Regions from separate parts of the Mus musculus genome. Here region 1 is linked to region 2. The links are chromatin loops, found by intact Hi-C in ENCODE. Cell type or tissue: left cerebral cortex. All regions are shown on one strand. Each heading gives the region's core, and the rest is flanking DNA. Links, peaks and the distances in the headings are about the cores only.

Evidence for each region. Hi-C counts contacts between places; a loop is a spot of excess contacts. Peaks named below come from ENCODE experiments on the same cell type or tissue, not always from the same donor. Only the 100,000 strongest peaks of a DNase experiment are listed, where the experiment ranks them.
Region 1: it touches region 2 in a loop (2.5-fold over the local background); 4 of 42 quality-filtered maps call a loop at or near these places.

The regions. Positions count from the first base shown.
Region 1 is chr7:65,302,130-65,307,351 of GRCm38, forward strand. It overlaps Tjp1 (tight junction protein 1), which reads right to left. Exons shown (of 27, transcript NM_001163574.1): 23 at 4,241-4,407; 24 at 615-1,089. Among named protein-coding and RNA genes, the nearest start is that of Tjp1, 67 kb to the right of the region's middle. In left cerebral cortex, for the core only: no CTCF peak of the experiment used is centred there; no DNase peak of the experiment used is centred there.
Region 2 is chr7:64,948,291-64,953,512 of GRCm38, forward strand. The region is part of intron 2 of Fam189a1 (family with sequence similarity 189, member A1); the gene reads right to left. Among named protein-coding and RNA genes, the nearest start is that of Nsmce3, 78 kb to the left of the region's middle. In left cerebral cortex, for the core only: a CTCF peak has its summit at 2,357 (motif pointing right); a DNase peak (open chromatin) is centred at 2,354.

The DNA of each region.
Region 1 (5,222 bases), core at 1,847-4,346, 350 kb after region 2:
TACCTGTGAGCGCGTCTCCTTCATGGACGACCTGAGAAAGTCTAAAGGGGCTGAACTGAGTCGCGGTATGTGGAAAGATGGCTCTGTTCAATCACTAAGTAACAAGCAGACAGAGAAAAGCCTGCCTGAGTTAGGCTAAGGTTGACTCGACCATCTTTCTAACTATTGCCTTCAATAGCCATTCTGAGGTCACTACATTCTATTCTTTCCTGCACCCTAGCTGACTAGATAGTAAATGAGGAGTAGATATATCCGTCCATCACACTGGGGCTTTGAGATTAGATGACCACAGGCTTACTTACCCCCCTCTAGATTTATATATGATGCTGGTTGGGCAAACTGGCTTCTGTTCCCTAACCTGAGCTACTGGTGACACAGGGATAATGACAGTACTTACTGATGCTATGTGCTCATTAGCTTTAGAATTTGATTAACACCTTTCACCTCCTGGAGGATGTTCGACTACAGTTAACAGTTCAGTTTACTGGTATAATTTATCATATAAACTACTTCAAACCTATAGCTGCACATCTGTAGTCCCAGCACCTGGGAGATGGGGATCACTCTGCCTTCCCATTTAAAAACAAACAAACAAAGGCAAGTTTGTATCTTACCTCACAGGGACAGCTTTAGGCATGGTGCTGATATTATTCATTTGATATTTAGGCTTATCTGTGTGAACAGAGAAAGTTTCAACTCCACTGTCAAACTCTGGAGGCTGTGTTGAACTATGAGCTTTCATAAGAGTTTTTGGGGAAGTGGGAGTTTTTGAAGACAATTCAGGTTTATGTACAGTTTCACTTGGCAGAAGATTATGGTTGAACTTCGGACTTTCAAATTTGCGTTCAAATGGCCGGGCAGAACTTGTGTACGGCTTTGGTGTGAATCGATTGTACACCGGAGTGATGGTTTTCTGAGTCTGCTCAGCTCCGTTAACTGGAGCTTTGTCTGGGAAACTTTTCTGCGGATAGAAAGTCTGAGGGGGGTCTTCTCGAGTTGGTGGTCTGAAAGTTGCTGGTTTACTCTGAGATGGGGGTGGGTCTGGTTTGGACATATATGAGTTCTGAAAATCCAATGATACTGAGTTGCCTGAAAAACAAACACATACATACATACATACATACATACATACATACATTAAAAAAAAAAAAAACGCTCTGAAAATCATTCTAACAACCCTTTGCTTTCTTTTGGCATTAACATGTCCTAAGGTAAAGTCCTAGGTCCCATGTGATGTTGACAAGTTGGAGTGTAGCTGGTTGCCTCAGATTCAGAAAGAGGCTACGAAAGCACTGGCCACATATGTCTTGAGTAACTCTGTCCCACTATCTACTGAAAATTAGAAACAGAATGGCGGGCTGGTGAGATGGCTCAGTGGGTAAGAGCACCCGACTGCTCTTCCAAAGGTCCAGAGTTCAAATCCCAGCAACCACATGGTGGCTCACAACCATCCGTAATGAGATCTGACTTCCTCTTCTGGAGTGTGTGAAGACAGCTACAGTGTATTTACATAAAATAATAAATAAATCTTAAAAAAAAAAAAAGAAACAGAATGGCAATTTTGATGATATGAAACCCATCAGTATTGCAAACTTATCCTTAACCAAAGCATTTAAAAAAAAAAAAAAAAGGCACAGCAGCTACACACTAGCTGTACTGGCTGTGTGTCAGCTGACACAGCTGGAGTTATCACAGAGAAAGGAGCTTCAGTTGAGGAAATGCCTCCACGAGATCCAGCTGTAAGGCATTTTCTCAATTAGTGATCAAGGGGGAAAGGCCCTTGTGGGTGGTGCCATCTCTGGGCTGGTAGTCTTGGGTTCTGTAAGAGAGCAGGCTGAGCAAGCCAGGGGAAGCAAGCCAGTAAAGAACATCTCTCCATGGCCTCTGCATCAGCTCCTGCTCCCTGACCTGCCTGAGTTCTAGTCCTGACTTCCTTCAGTGATGAACAGCAGTATGGAAGTGTAAGCTGAATAAACCCTTTCCTCCCCAACTGCTTCTTGGTCATGATGTTTGTGCAGGAATAGAAACCCTGACTAAGACACTAGTAGAAGATACTTTAAAACTGTCTAAGTGGTCATCAGTATTAATCCTCTGTGCAGAAGTGAAGAACACCTGCCTCTGTGTAAATCGCCAAGCACTGTGTAATAAGACACTAACCTAACCATTGGGGAAATAGAAAATAAAAATAAACTAATCGTTAAAGATCATATCACAACCAGGGAATGGGCAAACCTGACAAATGGGGCAACTCAAGTGTCCATAGATGTGGAGAGCAGCAGGGACAGGGCTACACTCTGCCGGAGCGGTGGCGACAAACAGAACCACTGAACTGCTATCAAGTCACAAAAAAGGAACACTGGTGGGAAAATGTCGGTTTTTTGTTTTGTTTTAAAGATAAAGGAAAAGAAAAGCTATGTTCTCTTTTACAGAACTAGTACAACACTGATAACAAAATCAGACAAAGCCATTTCCAGAAAACTATGAATCTAAATTCTTCATGAGCACAATAATATAACCACATTAAGATAATAAGAAAAATCAGATGATCCTGATAATTTGAGAAGTAAATATTTTTAATTTTAAAGACTCCTCCTCCCTGAGACAGGGCTTTTCTGTGTAGCCTTGGGTGTCCTGGAACTTGCTCTATAGATCCGCCTGTCTCTGCCTCCCAAGTGCTGGATTTTTATTTTATGTGTATGTGAGTGCAGATGCATGTATGTGTGTTTCCCACATATGTGCCCAGTGCCTGTGTTGGCCAGATTATGATGTTGGATCTGGAGTCAGTCAAGGGCTGCCTGATGTGGTGCTGGGAGCCAAGCCCAAGCCCGCTGTAAGAGCAGCAAGTGCTGATAACCACTGAGCCGTCTCTCTAGCTCACAAGAGAAAAACACTCAACAAAAGGCTTTCAGCAAACTAAGACTAGAGACAACTCCTAACTGTGATAAAAGGCACCTATTAAAACAAATCAATACCAACAAAACCTTCTAGCTGGCATCACTTAGGGAAAACAAATCTTCCTTAAGGAGGGGAATCAGCAAAAGATGCCTGTTTAAACATTTGTTTTTCTTCCTTTGGTAGGTCTCTTAATTGTGTACGGAATTTGCTGTGTAGCCAGGCAATGGTGTTGTACACCTTTAATCCCAGCAATCAGGAGGCAGAGGCTGGTAGATCTCTTGAGTTCAAGGCCAGTCTGGTCTAGAGTCAGTTCCAGGACAAAATAAAATGCTGTTTAGCCCAGGCTAGCCTTTGTCTCTGAAGTGCCAGAACTAAAGGCACGTACCACCACATGCATCTCTAAGTATGGGTGAGCTATGTATACAGTAATTGGTTTGTTTCAAGAATGCCGCCCTCCAACAGGTAATAGATAGGTACTAACAAATGTCAAGAAGAGAAAAATTTTATTCTATTAGGGTAGAATATTATCTAGCTATTCAAATGAGTAAGCTGCATCCATTGAGATTTTACTGAAAGATGAAAAGACATTTTCTGTGTAAAACTGTATGGCTTTCTTATGTTTCATATTTTAAGATGGAGCATAACAAGTCTTATAAGACACTATTCAAATATTTAAAATGACATCTTATTTAGCATGTGTGAGTGTGTTCGTACCACTGAGAGTGTACGATGTCAGCAGAAAAGTGGCTGGAATCAGTTCTTTTCTTCTACCATGCAGGTTCCAGGGCTGGACTTCACATCAGGCCCAATGAAGCAATTTAACCTGCTGAGGCATCTCTATGGCCCTTAGATATTTAAACTGAGGCACATCAATTATCAGGTACTGCTTTCAAGATGTGGAAATTGATATAAATTTATGTTTTAAAAAAAAATACCAGGGGTTGGGGGGGGTGTTTTGACAAAAATCCATTTAGCTACAAGGCTCATGCAATATAACAGTCATTTAAATAAACAGAAGGTAACACACAACACACTTTCTTTCTTTTCTGTGTGAGTTAGTATGCAGTCCTAGCTGGCTAGGAACGTATTATACAGACTAGGGTGGGTAGTCTCAAACTCAGATTCAAGGCCTCTGCACTAGGATTAAAGACATGAGCTACCAGGCCGAAATAACATACATTTTTGACAAAAACCTTTACTTTTCACTGTTACCAGCCCAAGCATTTTTTGAACTTAAAAAAAAAAAAACAAAAACATTAAAGTCACCTAAGCTTCAAAACTGTGAGAATTTAACTTCATAACCATTACTCTATTATAGTAATATATCAATGTCTTAACTTCCTACCTTCACCCTGGGCGCCCTTGGAATGTATGTGGAGAGAAGAGCTGGACAGAGGTGGAGCTGGCTGGCTGTACTGTGAGGGCAACGGAGGAGGAGGAGGCGTGGCCTGGGCTGGATCATAACGTTTCTCACTGAATGATCTATCCACAGCATCAGTTTCGGGTTTTCCCCTATTTAAAGGAAAAAGAGAAGAAGTTTCAATGCTGGAAAAATGAACCCCATCGCAAAACTGCTGCTGTTTCTTTAAAAAAAAAAAAAAGTATCTAGAAATGTCACAATTTCACAATTTCTTCTCATGAGTATAGGTAGCAACTCTACCAAAATATACAAACAAATTCATCAGCACAAGAAATGTCAAGACAGCACAGATACTTGAAGAATATTAGTAAAACATCCAGGAGATATCTATTAAAAGGCGGATGAAATTTTGGGTATACTTTTAATATTTGTGATATTTATAAAAATAGTAGATTTAAGGAAGTTTTGCAAATATTTTGAGAAATGTTATTTTGGCACAAACCTTCCTTAAACTAACTTCTAATTTTGTATCTCAGGTACAAAATCTTGGTGTCAAGCATACTCAAAGCACCATAAAACACGGTGTCACAGACCCAATGCTGGCAAGCTTTTCCAGTGAAGAGCCAGATAAAAGGACTTGCCTTTCTGAGCCATAGGGTTTCTGCCACAGCTATTTGACTTAGCTGTTACCAGGCAAAATTAGACATAGTCAGTCAATGGACAGGCAGGGTTGTGTTCCAGTAACACTAGAAAAACAGGGCATCTTTAAAATCTGCCCTGGTTTCCTGCTCTTTTGCTCTGTTTAACGACTGCTGGAGTAGCAGGCACTACTTACTTTATAAGGCTTGTCTAGTAAAAATTGTGCCATGTACCCTTAGGTTTTCAAATTTGCCAATTGTTAATAAGTAACACATAGAATTTAAACAAAGGAATCTAAATAGACCCATAATTGCAACCCTGCCACCTG
Region 2 (5,222 bases), core at 1,084-3,583:
GAAAGATACAGCACACACACATGTACATTCAGACAGGCACACACAGCACACACCATGCACACACACAGTCTCACACACTCACAAGCACAAGCTTGTCTACACCAAGATCTACTCACATATGCCTTTGGGTAAGTTGCTTCACTTTGTCAAGCCTGCTTTTCCCTTTGTAAAGTGGGCAGCCTTGTCCCAGCCAGATGAACGGCAAATGATGACTGCTAAGGTTCCAAGCCCTGAACAAACTGTGGCTCTTTTACCACAACCTTAGTTCTCACAGGAGATAACTAAGGGCTTATGTGTCACCTGGGGCTTATGTGGGGTTCTGCAAGTGGATCCCTTGAATGGAGCCCTATGCCTTCTCTAGGAGTCAGAATGGATGCCCGAGGGGCTTTCTCAGCAGAGTGTGGCAGGGAGGGGCCTGGGGCTGGAGAAATAAAGGCTTGGCCCTTGGGTGGTACAGCCAGGGTTGAGAGCATCTGACCTCAGGTCCACACTCCTCTTTGCCTCCAGCAACAAGCCCCTCTACACTCAACCAGGGAAAGAGGACCACTGGACCAAGTCCTTGTTGATACACAGCCTGAGACATGCCAGGACAGGTATGTGAACACGAGCATACTGTGAGCTGAGATTCCTTGGTGGGGAAAGCCACAGCTCACCTGTGTGAAGACCCTGCAAAGCTGACTGATGAGAACGTCCATGCTTGTGGAGAGTTGGAATGTTGCAGATGATGAGAAAGAGAGATGCTCTTGGATCCACTTAGCCCCCTGAACAGTACTCCTGGACCATCTCTGTGTGTGACTTAGCATTGTTTTTAACTACCAGATGCCATTGTCTATGGAATGCACTAACAAATCCTAGCTACCACCAACCCAAAAGCTAAGAATTTAACCGGTTGTCAGGCAATACCTGATGCCTTTAACACAAATGTCTTTGCTCTGCTGTAACCCGCCTACCTCATGTTCCCACCAATGTACTTTAAGAGTGTCTTAGCGTATGACTTTTTTTATTCCATGTCATTAAATACTTGGGAACCAAAATCCTACCATGTTAGAACATGATATTTAGGGAAACCTGAATTGTGTTTCTGAGCTATAATCACTCAGATTTGACTTCAGAATAAACTATCTCCTTCATTCTTTGAAGCAAGAATTCTTTTCATCAATAATATACAGGCAGTCAGACACACACTACACATCTAGGCACACCCGGACATGTCTCTCTCTCTCTCTCTCTCTCTCTCTCTCTCTCTCTCTCTCTCTCTCACACACACACACACACACACACACACACACACACCCTTCCAGGTAAACATAGTCCACACACAAGCAGCCCCTTCCTGGTGTGCCTTTAGCAGGGGACTTTTCCTGGTTCACACACACCTGTGCTGGCTCTGCCAGCTACAAGGTCAGCTAATGCCTCTGTGGACATTGTGTGTTACTTAGGAACAGACTCTCTGCCCAGGTGCCATGTGCTCTTTGAGTTCCCAGACTTCTCTGTGTGCCCAGGGTTCTCTGTGGTAGATTCCCTGTCTGAGGACCCTGTGCCCCTGGCCTTTCCCAGGGACAAGTCTGGGTATCCTGTACAAGTTCAGGTCACCAGATCATTCAAGTTCCAGCCCATATGAGCATCCTTACTAATGCCCTTCAGAGAATCTTCCAGCATCCTGGCTTGCCCTCCTTGCTTCCTTGTCTATGGTTTAGAGATGATGGAAAACCAAAATGAGTGTGGAGAGTTCTTATGGCCCTATGAACTCTAGGTCTCAGCTCGGCTGTCACCTCAGCTACCCCTCTGGGAGTGCATGCCCCTGTCCTTCAACTGCACATGCCCCAGTGAGGCAGACTCACGATGGCAGCTTAATTCCTCAGTAGAGACTGGACTGAGCACTTTATTATCAACTATTGAAATTATCGTGACAGCCATTTGAATCACCATGGTGATCGGCAGTTTTCAAATGGGAAAAAGGAGACACAGAGAGTGAGTGACTTTTGGAGGTCTGCCCAGCTGCTAAGCAACGGAACCAGGGTCCAATTCAGGCAGGTGCCTCGAGAGCAGACAACGAAAGAAAGGCATGATGGGAGCTTTGGAGGTTCAAGGTAAACAAAAATCAAGGAAGAGGTGAACAGCCAGGCAAAGTCGAAGATAAAACAAGAAAAAAAAAAAAAAAAAAAAAAAAAAAAGCAGATGCCTGTGACCAAAGCCCAGGGAAGAAGCCAGTGGGAAACAGAGAAAAATCGCCACTTCCTGGGGACATTACAGAGAGAGAGAGAGGATGCAAGGAAAGGCACCAGTGAAGCCCCTCTGCTTCAGGGCAAAAGCTCCTATTCACAGCTCTCCACACACCCTACCCCAAGATGGCAGCAGAGAGCAGCGAGAACAAAGGGAGCCGCAGACAGTGTTGGATGTCCCTTTACTAGGACAGTCAGTTTGCTAGCATCCACTTGTCTCCATAAATTATGCCCATTAAATAAAATGTTTGCGTTATCTACATTCTTTATTATTTTATGGATCGGCTCCATGAAAGAGTATCTTCCTTTAGCTTTAAGTATCCCTCTCTGCCAACTTCCAAATTCATTTCACTCTCCTATCATCTCTGGTCATGACTCCCAACCTGCTGAGTAAGCAAAGCTTTGTGATAGCACTGTTGAGAGAGTTCCCTTCCTCTTCTATGAATGAGGTGATGTGATGTTCAGAAAATGCTCTCATTTGGTAGATTCTCAGCAATAAAGAGGGGCAGACGACCTTAAATGAGATCTGATCCCAGCTAGTCTGTCCCACTCTGCTTGGGCAAACCTGAGAATTTTAAGCCACAAGTCAAGAGTGCTAATTTGCTTCCAATTGGGTTAATAACTAGTTATTTACTGGTCATAGAAACGTTTGGAGCCGATTGAGGTTGGCCTGACATAAATAGCCATCTAAAATGCCCTTGAGATGCCCTGGTTAAATGTAGCCTGAGGCTCATGCTTGCTGATCTTAGATTTCTATTAGAAGAGGAGAAAGAGGAGGAGGAGAAAGAGGAAGAGGAGGGAGAAGAGGAATTTGTTGTTGTTGTTGTTGTTGTTTTATTCTGAACACTCCTGCATCTATGATAGGGTCATGTCTTGATAAACTTGTAGCAAACTGAAAATACCACAGGCTGCAAATGTACCAAGTGTAGCTAACTTACTGAACATCATAACAAACACACTGCTCAGCTCAGTACCCTCTGCAGTGATGAGCAGGTAACTGGGAGAGCAGATTCCTGCCACTGTCCAGCATGCCTAGAAAAGCCAGGATTTCCATGTTTATGTAGGAACTAACATTGGCTTCTTCTAAATGTCTATCTCCTTCACATCAGAGGGAAGTTAAAAAGTCACTACATAGAACCTTGATAGTAAGAAATTCTGGTTTTGGTTTCTTAATTTTTAAGTTTTCATTGCTTACCTGTGTTATACAGGGCCATTAACTATAATTTACTTGCAAACATATATAAACACCAAGAAGCATGTGTTGCAACAGACCTGAGACATAAGTCATCCCACCACAATGTAATCGGTGTTTTTGTTGTTATTGTTATTTGTACACTCCATAATAACCTTTCAAACAGATGGGGGAATGGTATCTCTTGGTTCTGAGTTGCATTTCTCCACTGATTAGTGATGTCGATCCCTCTTCCTCCTCCTCCTCCTCCTCCTCCTCCTCCTCCTTCTCTTTCTTCTCCTCCTCCTCTTCATGTTTTTGGTTTTTTGAGATTATAACATAATTACATCATTTCTCCTTTCTCACCTACAAACCCTCTCTTATACCTCCCCCATTCTCTTTAAAGTCATGAGTCCTTTTCTGTAACAATTGCTACATGTGTATGTTCCTAAATACATAAACACAACCTGATCCATCTGTATGATGTTACTTGTGAATACACACACACACACACACAAACACACACACACACACACACACACACACACACACACACATATATATGCTTCATTACTGACTGTTTTGTTATCAGAGAGCCAACTGGTGTGCTCTTCCCTGGGGAAGACTACTTTCCCAGCATTCCTCAGTTGCCTGTGGTTGAGGCCTTGTGGGCTTCCCCATTCACATCAACATCTCTATTGTTGTCCTTGTTCCGGTTTGTTTAGGAAGCCACGTTGGTGGTGAGACTTTATGGGTGTGGTTCTGATACTTGCAGCAGACAGTCTCCCAGCAAACTCCCTGTTCCTTTGGCTCTCACAATCTTTCAGTCCTCCTGTTTTTCAATGATTCCCTAAGTCTTAGATACAGGAGTTATGTTGTAATGTATCAGTTGGGAATGGGCTGTATGACTCTACATTTTGATTGATTGTGGCTTTCTATAATAGTTTCTGTCTATTGCAAAGAGAAGTTTCATCATGAGAGGTGATAACTACACTTGTCTGTGGACATTGGACAGATGGCTTAGTAAAGGGACAGTTGTGGGTTCTCCTCCAAGATCCCTGATTTTATTAGCCCTGGGCACTTGGCTAGGTTTCCAGTGCCCGGCACAATCTTTATCATGAGTATCATAAAGGGTCTGAATGTGTGATCTCAGCATCCAGAACAACCAGTTGTTCAGTAAGAGCCTGGACTACATAAAACATTTCAAGACTCGCCTGGGTTATGTTGCAAGAACTTGCCTCAAAAACAAACAAACAAACAAACAAACAAACAAAAAACCCCAAGAGTCAGCACATGTGTATCAGTGGCAGAGAACTTGCCCGGCATGCACAAGGCACTGGGTTCCATACTAGGTGCTTAGAAACAGAGAAAAGAAAGTACTAGAAGAACACATTATTATGATATATCATAATGTATTACTATGTACATATACACATACATACATATGTGTATACATACATACATACATACATACATACATGCAACTAGAAAGAGCCAGGGATTCAGAGGAGTTAACACAGGGGCTTATTAGATATCTCAGATATCAGCAATAGACGAATGGCAGGCTGGTTTTCCACAGTGGTGCACACACTGTAATTGGTCAGGCAAAGATAAGCCTGACTTTTAATTTCGGTCTTTCAGCAAAAAAAGAATTAATTGAAGAATGCTATGGGGGACCAAACTTCCAGCTCACTGCCATGTGTCTGGGGAAGCACAAATCACAGAGGCACAGAATGGGATGAACAAAGAAGATGTTCTGAGCCAGGGTCTAAGAGGTCGGTGGGCTCCTTAGGGAAACCTGTTGGGAGTCAAATGCCCCATCTTGAGCC